Regions from separate parts of the Homo sapiens genome. Here region 2 is linked to region 1. Evidence: read pairs that join two places in POLR2A ChIA-PET (ENCODE). Cell type or tissue: Caco-2. All regions are shown on one strand. Each heading gives the region's core, and the rest is flanking DNA. Links, peaks and the distances in the headings are about the cores only.

The links. ChIA-PET counts read pairs that join two places held together with the same protein. Peaks named below come from ENCODE experiments on the same cell type or tissue, not always from the same donor. Only the 100,000 strongest peaks of a DNase experiment are listed, where the experiment ranks them.
Region 2: POLR2A ChIA-PET joins it to region 1 with 5 read pairs; 3 of 35 experiments call an interaction of 5 or more read pairs at or near these places.

The regions. Positions count from the first base shown.
Region 1 is chr11:87,274,228-87,279,660 of GRCh38, forward strand. The region is part of intron 6 of TMEM135 (transmembrane protein 135); the gene reads left to right. Among named protein-coding and RNA genes, the nearest start is that of TMEM135, 240 kb to the left of the region's middle. In Caco-2, for the core only: no CTCF peak of the experiment used is centred there; no DNase peak of the experiment used is centred there.
Region 2 is chr11:87,013,565-87,018,997 of GRCh38, forward strand. It overlaps LOC105369422 (a long non-coding RNA gene), which reads right to left. Exons shown (of 5, transcript XR_007062827.1): 2 at 4,765-4,856; 3 at 2,358-2,447; 4 at 675-739; 5 at 1-526. Among named protein-coding and RNA genes, the nearest start is that of TMEM135, 22 kb to the right of the region's middle. In Caco-2, for the core only: no CTCF peak of the experiment used is centred there; a DNase peak (open chromatin) is centred at 3,345.

The sequences.
Region 1 (5,433 bases), core at 1,371-3,870:
ACTCTAGCTATTCTGCCATCTATTCCCTTTACTGGTAGGCAAAGCTAAATTGGTAACTTAAATCTGTGAATTATGCCATGACTTTCAAGGCGAAATCCAGACGTATTTGAAATGTCTTCACAAATGTGGCTTATAACAGTCTCTGCCCTCTTCCCTCAAATGTTTTCTCTCTGTCTATACTTTTCTGCTTATAAGCTCCTTACTGCCCTATTCTCATACATGTCTTTCTTGCGTTCTACTAGTACATTCCTCCTTTCTGAGATTCTTTTTCAGAAAGACTAAAATATGCTAAATATCTTCTTGTGCTTTAGGAGTCTTACGGCAAAAATTCTGTACTGACTCAAGGATACAATACTTAGTAGGAGTGAATGAACTCTTGAAAAATATATTTTCAACTCCATGTCCTCATATTCTCATATTAAAGAAGATTAAACAAGATAAATATCATTTGAGCCAGGTGTGGTGGCTGATGCCTGTAATTCCAGCAGCTCAGGAGACTGAGGCAGAAGGACTGCTTGAGGCTAGGAGTTCAAAACCAGCCTGGGCAACATAGCAAGACTGTGTGTGTGTGTGTGTGTGTGTGTGTGTGTGTGTGTGTGTGTTTATATATTTATATATGTGTGTATATATATGCATATATATTTATATATATGTATTATATATAGATAAGATGATTATTAAGTTAACTGGTTTCTGAAGAACTCTTTTTTCCCCCTAAGGAGTTCTAAGAGACATCTTTTGTATTTCTAGAGCAAATAAATTTTAACTTCTTTTTTTGTTTTATTATTAAATTAATATTTTGTTGTAATATTAAATGAATGAATATTTGAGATGCCCTTGTGTTTATGTTCAGACCCCTGCAATTTTTCTGTTAAAATAAAAAAGCATGTGAAGTGTTACTATGACATTTGGCAATTTTATTTCAAAGAACTAAATATAAAAATGTTATTTTCTTCTCTTCTGCGGCATGGTTGTCTTTTGTGTTTTCACTTTATTTTCCTCTTTATCCTCTTGGAATTTAGACTCTGAAGCTTGAATTTCCTTCCTTTTTTTCAACAAAGTGAGATGCAGAAAAAGGCATGGCATGAAGTCAAAAGTAAATTCCTATACTTAAGTGCTAGCAACCATTACAGACTTCTTGAGACCAAAGCCTGCCTATCAGATGCTTATTGGTTGGGTGACCATATGTTCTAAGGCAAGGGCTCTTGACTAACTTTAAAGAGGTTGAATTTTGATACCCTGTTGCCAAAAATTAAAAAAAAAATAACCAAATATATCACCCTGTGTATTAAGTATTTGTCTGGCAGGATACTGAAAACCTAAAATATAGCCCACACATGCAAACTTGTTGGAAGACAAAGTACATTTTTTAGCAAGTTAGAGTCTCAGAATAAGAAAAGCCAAACTAGTCTGGATTTTATTATTTATTATTTATTATTTTTATTTTTTTGAGATGGAGTTTCACTCTTGTTGCCCAGGCTGGAGTACAGTGGCGCGATCTCAGCTCACTGCAAACTCCTCATCCTGGGTTCAAGCAATTCTCCTGCCTCAGCTCCTCAGTAGCTGGGATTACAGGCTCCCACCACCACGCCCAGCTAATTTTTTGTATTTTTTAGTAGAGACGGGGTTTCACCATTTTGGCCAGGCTGGTCTTGAACTCCTGACCTCAGGTGATCCGCCCGTCTAGGCCTCCCAAAGTGCTGGAATTACAGGCATGAGCCACCGCGCCTGGCCGCTAGTGTGGATTTTAACATTGTCCTTCTGCCTTCCTCTACTGCCAAGCTCCAGAAGGACCCCAACCATGTAGCATGGAAGAGAAAATTATTTTTTGCATTTTAAAATCAGAGTATTGCTTTTGACTCAGCAGGATTTCAAGTTACATATGCAAAGGAAAATATAAAATTATAAAGACTGGACACTAACGCACATAAATCCTATGTTGAGTGAGTAGTTTTGAGATTTTTATAACTCTTTTATTATAAACATTTAATCCTCAATACATTGTTCTTGATCATTTTCTCTGTTTCAGACTGTATAATATTCTTTAGTTTTCATAACAGTCTTATATAGTAAGTAATAGTATCTGATTTTACATTTGAGGAAACTGAAGTTCTGTGATGTCAAGTACTTAACCAAAACTGGCCAATTTTTAGAACTTGAGTTGTAACTGCATCAGAATTTGATTTCTGAGAGCATCAAAGCTCTGATCAGGTCTTCTTACTTTAATCTTAGACTTTTAGCCAATTTTGTTACTCTAGTACATTACTATCAAAAGTTTATATATATATATATATACACACACATATATACTTAAGTTTATATAAGAGTGTTTGTGTGTGTGTGTGTGTGTGTATTCACTGGGAGAGATTTCATTGAATGTAACGCATAGAATTTTATATTCATAAGTTATACAAAACTTCTTTTAGTGTGTTTGTGAATTTTTTTTTTTTTTTTTTTTTGAGATGGAGTCTAGCTTTGTCACCCAGGCTGTATCGCGGTAGCGTGATCTCGACTCACTGCAACCTCTGCCTCCCGGGTTCCAGTGATTCTCCTGCCTCAGCCTCCCAAGTAGTGGGGATTACTGGCATGCGAGGCCACCATGCCTGGCTAATTTTTGTATTTTTAGTAGTGACAGGGTTTCACCATGTTGGCCAGGCTGGTCTTGAACTCTTGACCTCAGTTGGTCCGCCTGCCTCGGCCTCCCAAAGTGCTGGGATTACAGGCGTGAGCCACTTTACCTGGCTTTTTTTTAAAAAATAATTTAATATTTATGGAACTTTGGAGTAGGAGAATAAAACTGCAGAATTTATATTATGAATTTTTAGGATTAATAAAATTTTGAAGGTTTCAATATATGTATTTTTTACCCAACATTTCTTACCCAGAAGTATTGCTAACATTATGTAAAAACAAGATTTTTTTGAGACCGAGTCTCGCTTTGTTGCCCAGGCTGGAGTGCAGTGGTGTGATCTCAGCTCACTACAACCTGCACCTCCCGGGTTCAAGCGATTCTTGTTCCTCAGCCACCTGAGTAGCTGGGATTACAGATTTGTGCCACCATGCCTGGCTAATTTTTGTATTTTTGTAGAGATGAGGTTTCACCATGTTAGCCAGGCTGGTCTTGAATTCTTGGCCTTAAGTGATCCACCTGCCTTGGCCTCCCAAAGTGCTGAGATTACAGGTGTGAGCCACTGTGCCTGGCCCAAAAACAAGATTTTTAAAAACGTGAAACTGCCGTATTGGATCACATTTGCTGTACTCTGAGAATAAGCAGTAGTAAACAACTCTGTTTTTGTTTTTTGTTTTTTTTTGAGACAGAGTTTTGCTTTTGTCCCCCATGCTGGAGTTCAGTGGCACAATCTTGGCTTACTACAACTTCCACTTCCTGGGTTCAATCAATTCTCCTGCCTCAGCCTCCCTAGTAATTGGGATTACAGGCGCCCACCACCACGCCTGGCTAATTTTTGTATTTTTAATAGAGACAGGGTTTCACCATATTGGCCAGGCTGGTCTCGAACTCCTAACCTTAGGTGATCTGCCCTCCTCAGCCTGCCAAAGTGTTGTGATTACAGGCGTGAGCCACCATGCCCGGCCAACTCTTAACATAAAATGTTACTTTTATAAATTAGAAAGACTTTAATTGTCTACCCTGTGACCTAAACTTGCTTCTTAATGATACTCTGGAGTCAGTCACTTTCTAATAGATCTATAGATGATTTAAAACATTTTATCTATTTTTCCCTTGTAATGCATAGCTATGATTATGTCATTCTGTTCAGAAATCCTCTGTGATTTCCTATTGCCTTCAGGACAGTCTAAATTCTTGGACCAAGTCCTTCCATTGTCTAGCCTTGCTCTACCTGTATAGAATTCTCTTCACTCAACTCAAGCTATGGTGATGTTCCTCAGGCTTTTACCTTGTATCCTTTGCTAGCCTTTGCATCCTTACTGTTACCTCTATACTAAAAAATTCAGTCTGCACAAATGATATCTTTTCCCTAAAACCATCTTTGATTCTTTAGTTTTGAGCAATTTCTTTATTCTTTGAATTTCATAAAGTGTAATGTGTTTCATAACACATATACATTTGTAATCTCTAAAATATATAATTTTTTACCTCTAGTTCTGTTACTGATTCAGGCAAATTTTCGTTCTTTTTTTTTTTTTGAGACAGAGTCTCACTCTGTCACCCAGGCTGCACGATTTTTGCTCACTGCAACCTCCATCTCCCGGGTTCAAGTGATTCTCCTGCCTCAACCTCCCTATTAGCTGGGATTACAGGTGCCTGCCACCACGCCCAGATAATTTTTGTATTTTTAGTAGAGACAAGGTTTCACCACATTGCCACATTGCCCAGGCTGGTCTCGAACTCCTGACCTCAAGTGATCTGCCCGATTCGGTCTCCCAGAGTGCTGGGATTACAGGCATGAACCACATAATTTTCATTCTTTGAAAATTAACTTTGAGTTATAATTTATATACAATAAAAATATACACATTTGAAGAGTATACTCTATGAGTTCTATGAGTTTTGACAAATGTAACCACCCCCAAGGTCAAATTCAGAATATTTTCATCATTCTTTAAAATTTCTTTTGTGCATTTTTTTGTAGTCGGTTTCTATCTCTCCTCTCATCCCTGATAGCAGGAACAGATGGATCTGCTCTCTGTCACTTTAGATTATGAAACTTTTTTCTAGAATTTCACACCAGTGGAATCATACAGTATGCACCTTTGTGTCTGGCTGCTTCTCAGCATTTTTTTTTTTTTGAAATTCATCTATTTTGTTGAGTGTATTAGTAGTTTGTTCTTCTTTATAGCTGAGCAGTATTTTATTATATGGATATGCCACAATTTGTTTATGCATTCACATGTTGATGGACTCATTTCTAGTTCAGGTCATTTTTTTTTCATTTGGCAATTTATATCACATGTACCATTATCCTCAATTAGTAAATGATTGTGTACTAGTATGATTATATCAGTTTGTATCTTTGGAGGAAGGCCTGTAGTGATACATCTTTTAGATCATGGTGTTAATTTCAGGGGAGATGGTGTGTCTACTTCTTTTTTTCTGTCTGTGGCTCACTGTTTCACCTTAGAGTTTAAGCCTATGAGCTTGCTATGGGTAGGAACTGTTAAATTTTTCTTGTAGTCTCAGTGTGTAAGACAGCAACTGCTATACCCTCATCTTTGTAGTTGTGTTTGTTTTAGTAATAGCAGCAGCAGTAGTAATAATAAATAACATTTCTTGAGTGCTTAGTACAATAATCACATGATGTAGGTCCTATTATTTGCATTTTACAGGTGGAGAAACAGGCTCAGAATGTAAACAACTTGCTTCTCTGAATCTATAGCCCTCGCTTTTAACTCTACTGCCTCAGTGCTTAATAATTGCTTGTTGAACAGATATATGATTGTGTAAATGAATAA
Region 2 (5,433 bases), core at 1,958-4,457, 260 kb before region 1:
ATTCAACAAATAATTATTGTGTGCCTGTTACATCTTTGTCTCAAGAATCTCACATTCCATTGAGAAAAGGACAAGGAAACACATCATCTCAATAGTGAGATGTCATTTGATGACTGCAATCAAGCCATCGAGGCAGGCTCTTTGGAAGAGGCAGTACATGAACTATAGGCACTGAAGGTTTGGGGGACTTCTGAATAGACCAGGATGGGGATCCCTGATATCTCAAGGATTGTACCTGGATCTCATTACACTAGCCCCATCCTCTAGAAGAGAGGGAGAGAAACAAGGAGTTGTTCTCCATTCATTTCTCCACTCATTTCTCCTCTGAGGTCCCAATTTTGAAGACTTTAATGGTAACCAGTCCTTCCCCTCTGTACAACTGGCTTTTCTCCCACTGCAGATTGCACTGCACTTTGCTTAACTCCATTCGGTTTGTGACCTCCTCTCCAATTTACCAGTTCTGATTCACATGCTCCATCTTTATCCCACAGAAAAGAAACAGCCGGCTTTTGGACTTCCAAACCTCCTGGAAAAAAGCCAAGCTCCCATAAACTCCAGAATATGATTGTGTGAATTAAAATGTTCACATGATATCAACCATGCAGTTACTCCCAAGTTTATTTTGGAAAATATTACATTTGGAAAATGGGAAGCATTCCAGAGCATTCCCTTACCTTGAAATATCAGTAGACACAAGGGTATTTTGAGATCATTTCTTTCTCAAAAGTTAGCGAAGAATCTGTACAATTAGACACATAAAATTGCCTTAAATAACATTAGTTAAGGACTCTGGGGCTTAAAAATTTCTATAGAGTATTTGTTGAGAAATTTGGGACAAAAGGCTATAATTTTAACTCAGTGAAGCAAACTTTCATAATGCCTTTGAGTTAACTCCCAGTTGGCTTTTATTGCACATTTCACTTCCAATCATTGATGATTAGACCTTGGTCAGTTGCATGTTTCCCAAAATCTTACATGCTTCAAACTCTATGCCTCTGGCTATAAGAGGCAAAAGAGTTTAGAGTCCTAGCGAGAACTGTATCCAAACCCTAACAGCCCAGGCATCCAAGGGCCCAAGGGGCCTATACGTTTCTCCCCTACTCTCCTCTTCCATCCTTTTCTTCTCAGCTTGGTTTTGGAGTGCTAAAGCCACAAGAGGAGAGGTTCTACAAGGTCAGATGTCACAGGGAGATCTTATTGATGCACCTCTTTCTCTAATGCAGCCCAATTCCCAGTGCCTGTGATGTATTTGCAGTGGCTACAGTACAAATGAGATTGGAGGGCCTTGAGAAAAGAGGCCTAGAATGATAAACAGGTTATAGTCCTTGTATATTTATTCTGGCTTTGAAATATGAAAAGGCCTGAAACTCAATATTGTCCATTATATCATTTATGAAAAAGAAAACCCAATGCGTGTGTGTGTGTGTATGTGTGTGTGTGTGTGTGTGTGTGTGTGTGTGTAAATGCATAAAGAAAATGGTTACCTTTTGGGAAAGAAAGGGTAATTAGACAAGAGTAAAGGCAGACTCTTAAGTGTATATATAGAGAGATAGATAAACACACACTTTTTTTTTTTTTTGAGACAGAGTCTTGCTCTGTCACCAGGCTAGAGTACAATGGTGCAATCACGGCTCACTGCAACCTCTGACTCCCTGGTTCAAGTGATACTCCTGCCTCAGCCTCCTGAGTAGCTGGGATTACAGGCGTGCACCACCACACCCAGCTAATTTTGTATTTTTAGTAGAGATTGCATTTCACCATGTTGGTCAGGCTGGTCTCAAACTCCTGACCTCAGATGATCTGCCCGCCTCAGCCTCCCAAAGTGCTGGGATTACAGGTGTGAGCCACCACACCTGGAGGTTAAGTTTCTTAAACCCTCCAAGTCTCAATTTTCTCATCCATAAAATGATTTGTTATAAGAATGAGGGGTAAATGCTAATAACATAGGCAAACACCTAAAACAGTGTTTAATGCAATACAATGGTAATTATTATTGGTACTTTTATCATCATTATTGGTTCTTTCTATAATTGATAATTCTTCTTACTTTTTTTTTGAGATGGAGTCTCACTCTGTCGCCCAGGCTGGAGTGCAGTGGAGCAATCTTAGCTCACTGCAACCTCTGCCTCCCAGGTTCAAGTGATTCTCTTGCCTCAGCCTCCCGAGTAGGTGGGACTACAGGCATGCAGCACTATGTCCGGCTAATTTTTTTGTAGTTTTAGCAGAGACGGAGTTTCACCGTACTAGCCGGGCTGATCTCGAATTCCTGACCTCGGATGATTCACCTGCCTCGGCCTCTCAAAGTGCTAGGATTTCAGGATTTCAGGTGTGAGCCACGGCAGCTGGCCTCTTCTTACCTTTTTCTGTTGCTGTTTGTTTCCAAAACCTCTTCGAAATGCATTATCTTCTTGTGTTATCAATTCTCCTCAGCTTCTAATCATCAATCACTTTATGGTAAAGATACAAAACATCTAAATAAAAATAATTTTTAAATTCAATTGTACTTTCCCATTTTACAAAAAAAAAAGTGTTACACAGCATGTGTGCCTTCTGTGATTTGTACTGGGATAGAACCCGGATTTTGTCTTTACCTGGAATACAAAGATGATTATTGAAATGCAGGCTCCAAGGAGCTCCTAGTCCAGTGGAAATGATAGATAGCAGATATTGCTAAGTACTTGTTCAGAGATGTCTGAAACTGCCTTTCTTTCTCATTGCTGTGTGGGAGACTGTCATACTCCCTTATTAGGTATGGCATTTAGGCAGGAAACTTCAATTGGAAGTAAAACCCCCTGATTTCTGAGAGCAGTCAGAGGGTAGCTCCTGCCTGCCTTCCCAGCTAATTGCCTTCCATTAAGATAGTGAGTGGGTACAGGACAGGGAAAGGAGACAAGTAACTAAAGATAAGCATGAGGAATTAGGAGCAGAGGATGCCAGGGAGTGAAGAAGAGGAAGCAGTGTAATTAAAAGAGGCAGTAGAGGGATGTTGGCGGGACTAAGCAAAATGACTGAGGGTCCAGGCTCTGGAATCAAAATGCTTGGGTTCATATCCAGCTCCTTTACCTATGAAGTCTTTGACCCTAGACAATCCTCTTGATCATGAGTATCTCTGTTTTCCTTATCTGTAAAACGGGGGTCATAAATTACTATCTTCATAGGGTTGTTGTGAGAATTAAATGAGATAATAGATATAGAACAGACAGAGCCTGGGATACAGTAAATGCTTAACAAATATTGACCCGCTTTATGTTAGTGGAAGATGTCTAGGGTGATGCTCATTGTTTTGGGCATAGTTAGCCAGGTAAGACAGCCCTCTAGGAGAACCTGTGTGACTCAGCCACATGGAGGACACAGACAACAAGCTGCCTGCATAGCTCTTTGCCTTCCACCTCCAAGAGAGGAGGAGAGTTGTTTGCCTTGCTTCTTGCTCTACCCACAGCAGCTAGAATAGTGTCACTCACTGTGCAGATACTTAGTAGATACTTATTGAATTAGTGATATATGAATGCATACCTAGAAAGGGTTTAATGCCTTATCCATCAGGAAAACTGCTACTATTTCTTCGAGGCATAATTAAAATTATTTGAACTCCTCTCATCTATCCCTCCAGAACCCCCAGAAAGTTAGGCACTTCTGCCTCTGCCTTTATTTACTCATATATCTTTATTTATTTATTTTTTTGAGAGTCTCACTCTGTTGCCCAGGCTGGTGTGCAGTGGTGTGATCTCGGCTCACTGCAAGCTCCACCTGCCAGGTTCACACCATTCTCCCGCCTCAGCCTCCTGAGTAGCTGGGACAACAGGTGCCTGCCACCACACCCGGCTAATTTTTTGTATTTTTAGTAGAGACGGGTTTCACTGCGTTAGCCAGGATGGTCTCGATCTCCTGACCTTGTGATCTGCCCGCCTCTGCCTCCCAAAGTGCTGGGATTACAGGCGTGAGCCACCACGCCCGGCCTATTTACCCATATATCTTACATTATACTTTTATTTTAATTTCCATACATATCTTCCCTATTAGATAGGAAATCACAGAGGCACAGATTGTCTTTTAACCTTTGACACAAGAATGCCTTGCAAGGAACTAAACATAAGTTTTGTCTCCTCTGCTTTGGGAGGCCTTGGGGCATGAATTATTGAGACACAAAAGCTAATTGCCTCTCAGGAGGTGATAGATGGGAATCCTGGAATTTGGAGTTTGGGATTCATGGCAAGCTTTCTAAATCCTATTGCCAAGGAAGGAGCTTTTGTGTCTAAAGGTCAACAGAAAACTGCTGCCAGGAGAGGTGGCCCTGGAGACCACCTAGATAGTCACTTTAGCTGAGGGCATGAAAGGGCCTTTTGTCTGTGAGAAATATGAATATAGCACTTTTGTATTTTTACAGTTGAAATGGAAAGTGGGCTGGCCTCTGGTTTTGCAGTCTGCGAGGTGCTAACACTTCAGCCAGTCTGAGTGAAGGTGGGGTGATGGTGGGGATTGAAGGGGAATGGTTTTATGTGATGCAAAGGACTGAGCACTAAATGCTGCAGACTGGGAGATCCAGCAAGGGACATTCTCTGTTGATCATGGCATCAAAAGAATGGAGTCTCTCATGAAGACACCTTCCATCAAAGTACCACACTAGCTGATGTAGTAAACTGGATCAGCAGCAGTGTCTGACACTGAGCTGCTGCAGGGCCTGGCTGACAGTGGAAGGCCAACTTTCAACAGCAACACTATGAGGCATGCAGGAAAAGCAGTGGGTGCTTGGATATCAGGGCTTACCTTAACTTGAAGCAGAAATCAAATGGATCTCCCAGTTGGAATGTGTATACCCTCCAGGGTTCTCAGAAGAGCTAGAAGAAGGGAAAGGGGTCCTAAAAAAGAGACAAACCTAACATCAGGGGACTCAAGTCACTTTTCATTTAAATAGGAAAATTGTATATGCTGTCATAATTCTACCTTGAGTGTTGAGGAGTTGACACCAGCTACATGTCAGTGGATCGACTTTGGTTTCCACCATACTACTTGGCACATGATGGGGTTCATTACCTGGTTGGAGTACTAACAAATGGATACATGGAATGTGGCTATAAAATGATCAATAAGATTTCCACAAATTCGATTGGGAACCCATTTCGGTTTTCTTTTATATTCTGCAAACCCATGAAACAGGTTACTAAGATACAAAGACTGTGTTTTATGGTGTGCTCCATATACATATACCCAGTCTACCTGGACGCACCAGATGGTGATTAAAGAGGAGGTCAGGTTTACCTTGTAATGTCCAAATTACTGTGGCTCAAACTTTCATCTCATCTAATGACAGAAAATCCTATCTTTTATGAGGCCCTCTCCACAAGTAGGTCTTTGTACCTCCCAGTCAGTCCCATGTTCCACAAACCCATACTGCCCTAGCTGTCCCTGTGGTGGCAGATTGCTCATCGTAGCTCC